Linked DNA regions of Homo sapiens: regions 1 and 3 are each linked to region 2. A link is an interaction called in ENCODE POLR2A ChIA-PET data of the cell type or tissue named here. Cell type or tissue: PC-9. All regions are shown on one strand.

The links. Peaks named below come from ENCODE experiments on the same cell type or tissue, not always from the same donor. Only the 100,000 strongest peaks of a DNase experiment are listed, where the experiment ranks them.
Region 1: POLR2A ChIA-PET joins it to region 2 with 12 read pairs; 1 of 35 experiments calls an interaction of 5 or more read pairs at or near these places.
Region 3: POLR2A ChIA-PET joins it to region 2 with 8 read pairs; 3 of 35 experiments call an interaction of 5 or more read pairs at or near these places.

What each region holds. Positions count from the first base shown.
Region 1 is chr5:170,131,553-170,134,052 of GRCh38, forward strand. No RefSeq gene overlaps it. Among named protein-coding and RNA genes, the nearest start is that of FOXI1, 27 kb to the left of the region's middle. In PC-9, no CTCF peak of the experiment used is centred here; DNase peaks (open chromatin) are centred at 189 and 1,319; H3K27ac peaks cover 1,611 bases.
Region 2 is chr5:168,400,890-168,403,389 of GRCh38, forward strand. All of the region lies in intron 5 of WWC1 (WW and C2 domain containing 1), which reads left to right. Among named protein-coding and RNA genes, the nearest start is that of RARS1, 84 kb to the right of the region's middle. In PC-9, no CTCF peak of the experiment used is centred here; DNase peaks (open chromatin) are centred at 552 and 1,192; H3K27ac peaks cover 2,163 bases.
Region 3 is chr5:168,457,674-168,460,173 of GRCh38, forward strand. The region is part of intron 19 of WWC1 (WW and C2 domain containing 1); the gene reads left to right. Among named protein-coding and RNA genes, the nearest start is that of RARS1, 28 kb to the right of the region's middle. In PC-9, no CTCF peak of the experiment used is centred here; no DNase peak of the experiment used is centred here.

The sequences.
Region 1 (2,500 bases), 1.7 Mb after region 2:
CTGCTATTGCTTCTACATGTATCTCTCAGCATCTGACTTACACTCTTATCAGGCATAGATACACGTAGTTTTATTTTTATATTTGAGCACTTACTATGTGTAAGTTGCATTGCAAAGCAGTTTGTGTATATTATCAAATCCTTAGAACAATCCTACATAACAAGTTCTACCACTTCCCCCATCTTGTAAATGAGAGAACTGACACACAAAGAGGTGAAGTTCATACCCCATTGGTAATAAGTGGTGGAGTCAGAATCTAAACTGCCTGAGTTTAGAACTGTCTGATTTTAGGGCTTGTGCTTGTCCAAGGATGCCCTTCTGCACAACTCCATAAGCCATTCACATTGTAGTCCCCTGAGCTGTGTAGGCTCGAGGAGCTGCCACTTGCATTCACTACAATGCAAATGGCGGCCTTTTATGCTAACTAGGGAAAGTTTCTCCTTATAAAACAAAAAGGATGAAATAGCTCATCTGCGGAGTGAGGGGAGAGGGTTCTTCTAGCTCTGATTTGATTCATTCGACAACATTTTCTTAGCACTTACTTTATGCCATGTGCTGATCTGGGTATAGAAGATACAGCAATGAAAACGTTCCCTGCCCTCATGGAGCTTACCTTTGAATGGGAGAAACAACCAATAAAAACATAAGCAGGTTATACAATTATATAAAAATGTAATCTGATGCCAGGTGATGATTATTACTATGAATTAAACCAAAGCAGGGTAAAGACTCAGACAGTGACTGGGGACACTATTTAAGATAGGGAGGTCCAAGAAGTCACTCTGAAAAAGTGACATCTGAGCAGCCAGCCATGTGAAGCCAGACATGTGAAGGAGCCATCCATGGAAATATCTGAAACAAAGGCATTCCTGGAGGCCATGGGAACAGCAAAGTACAAAGGCCCTGGAGAGGAAATGAGCTGGGCGCATTTGAGGAACGACCAAAAGACTATTCTGGTCAGGAGGATGAAGGAGAAGAAGCTGGTAGGACCTCACAGTCCTTGGGAAGGAGATTGATTTTATTCCATCTAATGGGGATAATGGTTGGGGAATGAGAATTTGCACAGGAGAGATGGGAGACAATAAGCTTAGGGCTCTCTGAAGGGCAACCAAAGGGCTCAGCACTCAACCCCAGGAGCAGCCGGCAACCCTTCCGAATAGTGTGTCAATTAAAGTGCAGGCAGCAGTGCTCTAATTGTGGTTGTTTTTTCCAAAATACAGATGGCAGTAGCCTGGTTTCCAGCAGGATGGTGATGACATCTGGTCTGCTTTCAATAAATCCTGCTTATGCAAAATTTCAGCTCCATTTCAGTCACCAAAGCCTCTGACTCATTCTATCTGAATCTCAGGCTGTAGGATGTGCTGGACAAAGAGGGAAACAATGTCCCTGAGTGACAAAGTGGACAAATTCCAGCCCTGCCATTCACCCATTCCCTTGCATGAATCCCTTCTCCTCTCTGTGCCTCAGACCCTTCTCTGTACAAGGGGGCTACCCAGGCCTAATTTACAGGGAGGCCCATGATAATTAATCAAGATCAGGTTGTTTGAAAACATTTTGCTCAGGACCAGTTAATGTATTTACTTGTTTGTTTTCTGTTTTCCCAACCATCCTGTAGACTCCGTGAGACCAGAGTCCTGTCCATCTGGTTCATTGCAGCCACCTCAGGACAGAACACAGATCCTGGCACCCAGTAGATGTGCTCAATAATTACTTGCTGAATTAATAAAGAGCATCTGATTATTAACCATCTGCAGATAGAATGTTGGATATGGCTTCAGGAACTTTTAGTTTCTGAATGTTACCAGAAAGGAATTTTCTCTGTCAGGCCCAAATGGCTACTGCACGATTTGTCTGTGTGAAGGTGAGTAGGGGATGGTTATTTCCGTGTCAGTTTCTCTCTGAATGTGCACATTTGACTGTGAACCTGTACTCATCATACAAATAATTAACTGCAATGGAAATCAAAGCTAAGAAGGACAAGTACAAATGCTACGAGTATGTCCATCAGGGCATCTGACTTGGTTCAGGTGTCAGGGAAGGTTTCTGTGAGGGAACAAGGTTTGAGCTGAGCCTGAGAGATGAGAACAGAGAAAAGCTCTGAGCCAGGCAGAGGGAGCAGCCAGCACAAGACCCAGCCCTAGGAAAGTTGCATTTCTTGAAGATTAGAAAGGAGGCTGATGAAGGAGAAAGAGACATACAACAATATTGGAGGCTTGGCAGGGGAGAGGTCAGGCAGGGCTTTGTGGACCGTAGGAAGTACTCATATTTATTCTACAGACAATGTGATACCATCCAGATGGTTTCAGCCAGTGGAGACAGGAGTACATTTATCCTTAGACATCACTTTGGCTGATGTTTCTATGAGGCTCTTATATTTTTCAGTGTGTTCAAAACTGAAATCTCAGATTTGATCTTCACGCAATCTTGCAAGGTCAATAGTGCAGTTCAAACTCTCCCTCAGGCAACAGATGAGAAAACTGAGGCACAGGGACACAGGGAA
Region 2 (2,500 bases):
GGGAGGGAGGGAGGGAAGGAAAGGAAAGGAAAAAGAACGAGAGAGAAAGAGAAAAAGCCCTCCAGTCTGGGTGACAAAGTGACACCCTCTCTCCAAAGAAAGAAAGAAAAAAAGAAAGGAAGGAAGGAGAGAGGAAGAAAGAGAAGGAGAGAGAGAGAAAGCAAGCCCTGCAGTCTGGTTGACAAAGTGAGACCCTGTCTCGAAAAAAAGGAAAAAAAGAAAGAAAAGAAGGAGAGAGAGGAGGAGAGAAAGAAATTAAGAAAGGGAGAGAGAAAGATGTTAGCTTATTGTTGTTATTAACTACAGCATGTAACAGACTCATTCATTGAATTGTGTTCAGTGTATCCAATGGGCTCACTGGACAATCATTATGAAGGTCACCTGGTAGCCCTCTTAGAAGCTCTAGGCAAGACACTCGGCAGATTTCTCCCTTCTAAGGGGGCAGCTCACTTACATTCCCAGGGAGGCCACACCTGTATGGATGGCTGTTTCTCGCTTTTTGTCCCTCCCTGACTGCTATACCTTTTCCTCATTCCATGAATTTCAAATCCACCCTCATCATTCTGTGGCCATAGCCCCAAGCCTTTGGCTGTCTATCTCCAAGCCCTATTAGTTGAGGGAACTGTGGTCATCCGTTGAGGGACCAGTTGGTTCTTTTTCACGTCTTCCCACCCCACAAGTCCCCACCGCCTGGGGTGAGCCACACAAATTCAGCACAACACATGCTGTAAGAAAGTATGGCTTTGTATTATTACAAATTGTATGTAATTTTTGTGTCTTACAAAGTATTATAAATTATGGCTTTCTGTATGTTTACATCTACGTTATATACGTGTTATTTATATATGTGTGTATACATATACCAATCTTGTCTCTCAAACCGGATTCTGAACTTTTTAAGGCCTGGAACCATGCTTTATGCTTCTTGGTAATCTTCAGTAGCACCATTGACAGTTTGGGGCAATAGTATAAGCTTAGAAAATGCCTATTTTTGACCTATTGAAGCAATAGCCTGATTCCTCCACTTTGCAGCAAAATGGCTTCTGAGCACACAGTTTAAGGGCTACTCACTCCCACATCATTTTACTGAATGGGTTCTCTCTGCTTCCTGGCTACTGCAGTCCAAGAGCTTCTGGTTAGAACACTTCCCATTATTCTCTGAGCCACTGCAAACCTGTTTTACCACTTTGTCACCCTGTAGCAGCATTGAAAACTCTTGTTGTTTGGTAAGCTGATGCTGAAACCCCAAAGACAAGCCTCCTTTCTTCCCCTCCCTCTGCCCCATGTTTGATATCAGGACAGATAAGACTCCATGGCAGCTCCAGCCGCCCACACTCCTTAGCCGGAAGCTGGGCTCTGCGTCCAGTGTGGAGGAAGATGCGTCCTTTAATGTACACCTTGGCAGAGAGGGTCAGGAATGTAGTCTTGAGAGGCAGGTGGTCAGGGTTCAAATCCCAGTTCCCTGGGTCCTTGGAAAAGTGACTTAACCCCTGTGAGCTTTGACTTCATTTGAAAAACTAGGGATTGTAAAGATTGAATTGGAAAATCCGTGTCAAGTGTGTGGTAATGCCTGGCATGAGGGAAGAGCTCCTTGAGAGTGGGCTGGGGTGGTGACCTCTAGCTGGTTGCCTGCTTGTATTGGGAAGGGAACTCGGATGAACTCTTTGTCTGCCCTGGGCTAGACAGTGTGCTGGGGAAGCACTTCACGCCAGCCACCTCATTTCATTCTCTTCACCCCCCTTTTAAGAGACGTTTTTGTCCTGCCATATATTACAGATGAGGGCACTGGAAGGGTTGAAAACATGCCCAAAGCCACCCAGCTAGCAGGTGACAGGGCTGAAACCCAGGACTACTGGATTTTGAAGTTCATGGCTCAATACCTCCCTTCCCAGCATCATCCCTGATAACTCCCTCCTCATTCCCAGAAAATGTAAGGCCCCTTTTTCAGAGTCTAACAGGGATGCTATCCAGTCACTTCTACTTCTGTGCCTACCCTGCGGCAGAACATGGAGAAAGGTACAACTTATCCTTAAGGAATTTCCAGGATAACTTTGACCACATGTAATTTCCCCTATTAGAAAATTTCTCTTTAGCAGCCAAAAGCTCTGTTGTTTCTTTTTCTTTCTTTCTTTCTTTCTTTCTTTCTTTCTTTCTTTCTTTCTTTCTTTCTTTCTTTCTTTCTTTCTTTCTTTTCTTTCTTTTCTTTCTTTCTTTCTTTCTTTTCTTTCGACAGAGTCTTGCCCTGTCACCCAGGCTGGAGTGCAGTGGCGCAATCTCAGTTCACTGCAACCTCCGCCTCCCAGGTCCAAGCGATTCTCCTGCCTCAGCCTCCTGACTAAATGGGACTACAGACACGTGCCACCATGCCCGGCTAATTTTTTGTATTTTTAGTAGAGATGGGGTTTCACTGTGTTAGCCAGGATGGTCTCGATCTCCTGACTTCGTGATCTGCCCACCTGGGCCTCCCAAAGTGCTGGGATTACAGGTGTGAGCCACCGTG
Region 3 (2,500 bases), 57 kb after region 2:
CCACAAAGCCAATTGGGTGACACCTTCACCGATGCTGCCACAAAACCTGGCCCCCACCGGCCCCGTTGCTGCCCCTGGCATTCAATATTTATGCCTCCACCAGGTTCCTGCCATGGCTGGCATGGAAGCTCTGGTCACTGCTGCCACTGCCACTACTTACCATTAATGGCTTTTCCCTGAGATAAAAACAAACTTGGCACATTTGTAGAATGAAGGAGAGAAAGAGTGGCCTGTTTCAATTCAAGAGACAATAGTAATAGACTTGGGTGCAAGTCACCAGGTTGTGATTCAAGGCCTGGAGCATTTGCATCCAATTGACAGGCTAGTCCTGTGCCTGCCTCTAGCTGCAAGGGAGGCAGTAGAAGCAAGGTTCTGCTACTTTCAGCTTCATCAGTGGGAGGTTGGCTTTGTTTCCCACCAAGTCATAAGGTGGGGTTTTCTCACCCACAGGATGGGATTTCAAATGCTAATCAGCAACACTTCCAGCCCCCACAGCCAAAAAATATATTTTCTGTGTAATCTAATCTTACAGCCCTGTAAGGTGAGTTGTGTGAACCCCATTTTATAGACACAGAAGCTAAGACTCAAAAACTCAAAGCACTGTGCTCTAGGTCACACAGCTGCTAAGTACAAAGCTGGGAGTCCAACTCCAAAGCCTGCAGCCTCTCTGTTGCTCAGAGCCACCTCCTGAGGGCCTTCCTCTGGCCTCCTCGGGTCTGATCGTGAGTAGCCCCTTCCACTGGCCTCTGCACAAAAGGCGTCCTCTGCTGGGTGCCTCCCTTGTTCGATCTTCATCTTCACCTATGTCACTTGGTTAGTTTTGCTGTCTTGAGTTCCCCCACTGAACTCGAAGTCCATGGATAGGGACAATGAATTACCCTTCCTACAGCTCTCCTCAGCCCCCATGTATTCATCTGAAGTGCTACCACATTTGTGGGTTGATTGACTTTGACCAAATAGACACAGCCCATCCTAAATTCTCATTCCTGAACTAGCTTCCTGTGATTCTAAATGATTTCACTGCTCTCTGCATCAGTTTCTCTAGCTATTAAATGCAAGTAATAATAAGGTGACAACATTCTCTACCATGTCTGAGATTAAATGCATTAAAGTGTCTTTATATTAGAGAAAGCTAAATTCAAGGACTTAATGTAGCTTCTGTCTTTCTTTTATATAACATAGTCTTTAACATGTAAACAACTACAACTTAAGGATCAATTATCCTGATACCCATTTCTGGTCGGTAGGACACATATCCTTCAAGTGCCACCACTGGATTAAAACAATGTAGAATAAAAGGCTGGGCACAGTGGCTCACATCTGTAATCCCAGGACATTGAGAGGCTGAGATGGGAGGATCACTTGAGCCCAGGAGTTTGAGACCAGCCTGGGCAACATGGTGAAACCTTGTCTCTACAAAAAATGCAAAAATTATCCGGGCACAGTGGCACGTGCCTTTAGTCCCAGCTACTTGAGAGGCTGAGGCGGGAGAATCACTTGAGCCCGAGAAGTCAAGGCTGCAGTGAGACGAGATAGCACCATTGCACTCCAGCCTGGGCGAAAGGAGTGAAACCCTGTCTCAAAAAAAAAAAAAAAAAAAAGAAAGAAAGAAAGAGAAAGCCCCCTTCTGGTACCACATGCAACCAGTTTATATGAATCTACCCCAGTTGTCAAGATGGCACACCCTTCCACCTGCACATTAGTTTCATCCCTGAGCCCTACTTACAGGCTGGAGCCAGGAGAGCTGGTGGCCTTGGAACCAAACAGACTGGGCCTTGAACTCTGGTTTTGATGCTCCCCAGCTGTTCAACTATACAAGCTTCTTAATCTCTCTGGGCCTCAGTTCCCATCATGTTAGGATTGTCTGAGGATTAAATGAAACTGTCACTGAAGCACCTGGCACGTAGCAGGTGCTCTATCCATGTGGCAGTCATTATTTTTACTATTCAGCGTCTGGTTCTGTTGAGGCCCTGCCTAGCCCAGTGGCTATTTCATCAGTCTGTCCCTGGAGTTGCTGTGTTTGTCAGCTTAGCAGGACTATTAATATCATTATCACAATTAATTATCAATAACCACAGAAACAGCTTCTCAGGAGACCTGCAACAGTGAACTGACAGCTGCTAGACACACAAGCACAATAGCATCGGCCTGTCACAACCCCACCGATTTTGGAAATAGGACTCGAGAAAGAAATCCCCACTCTGCTCCCACCTCCCAGGGGGTGCTGTCATCCTACCCACTCTCCCTTGCGCTCCTTAGGGGTGGGACACATTCTCAATATAGAAGCTTCCCATCCTGACTACAGGCCTGATTTCTGGTCTTAGATGGGGAATACTAGCCCTCTGGGGGGAGTATAGATAACTCAGTGATCGAGCGGATGCCCACGGGGAGAGTTACGATCTGCCCCATCATCTCTAAGGATATGGTCCCTGAGGCTTTGCCTTTAAGCTGTCTTTTTCTTTTTTAAATATCCATCTTGACAGTGGCTCCATTTGAGTCA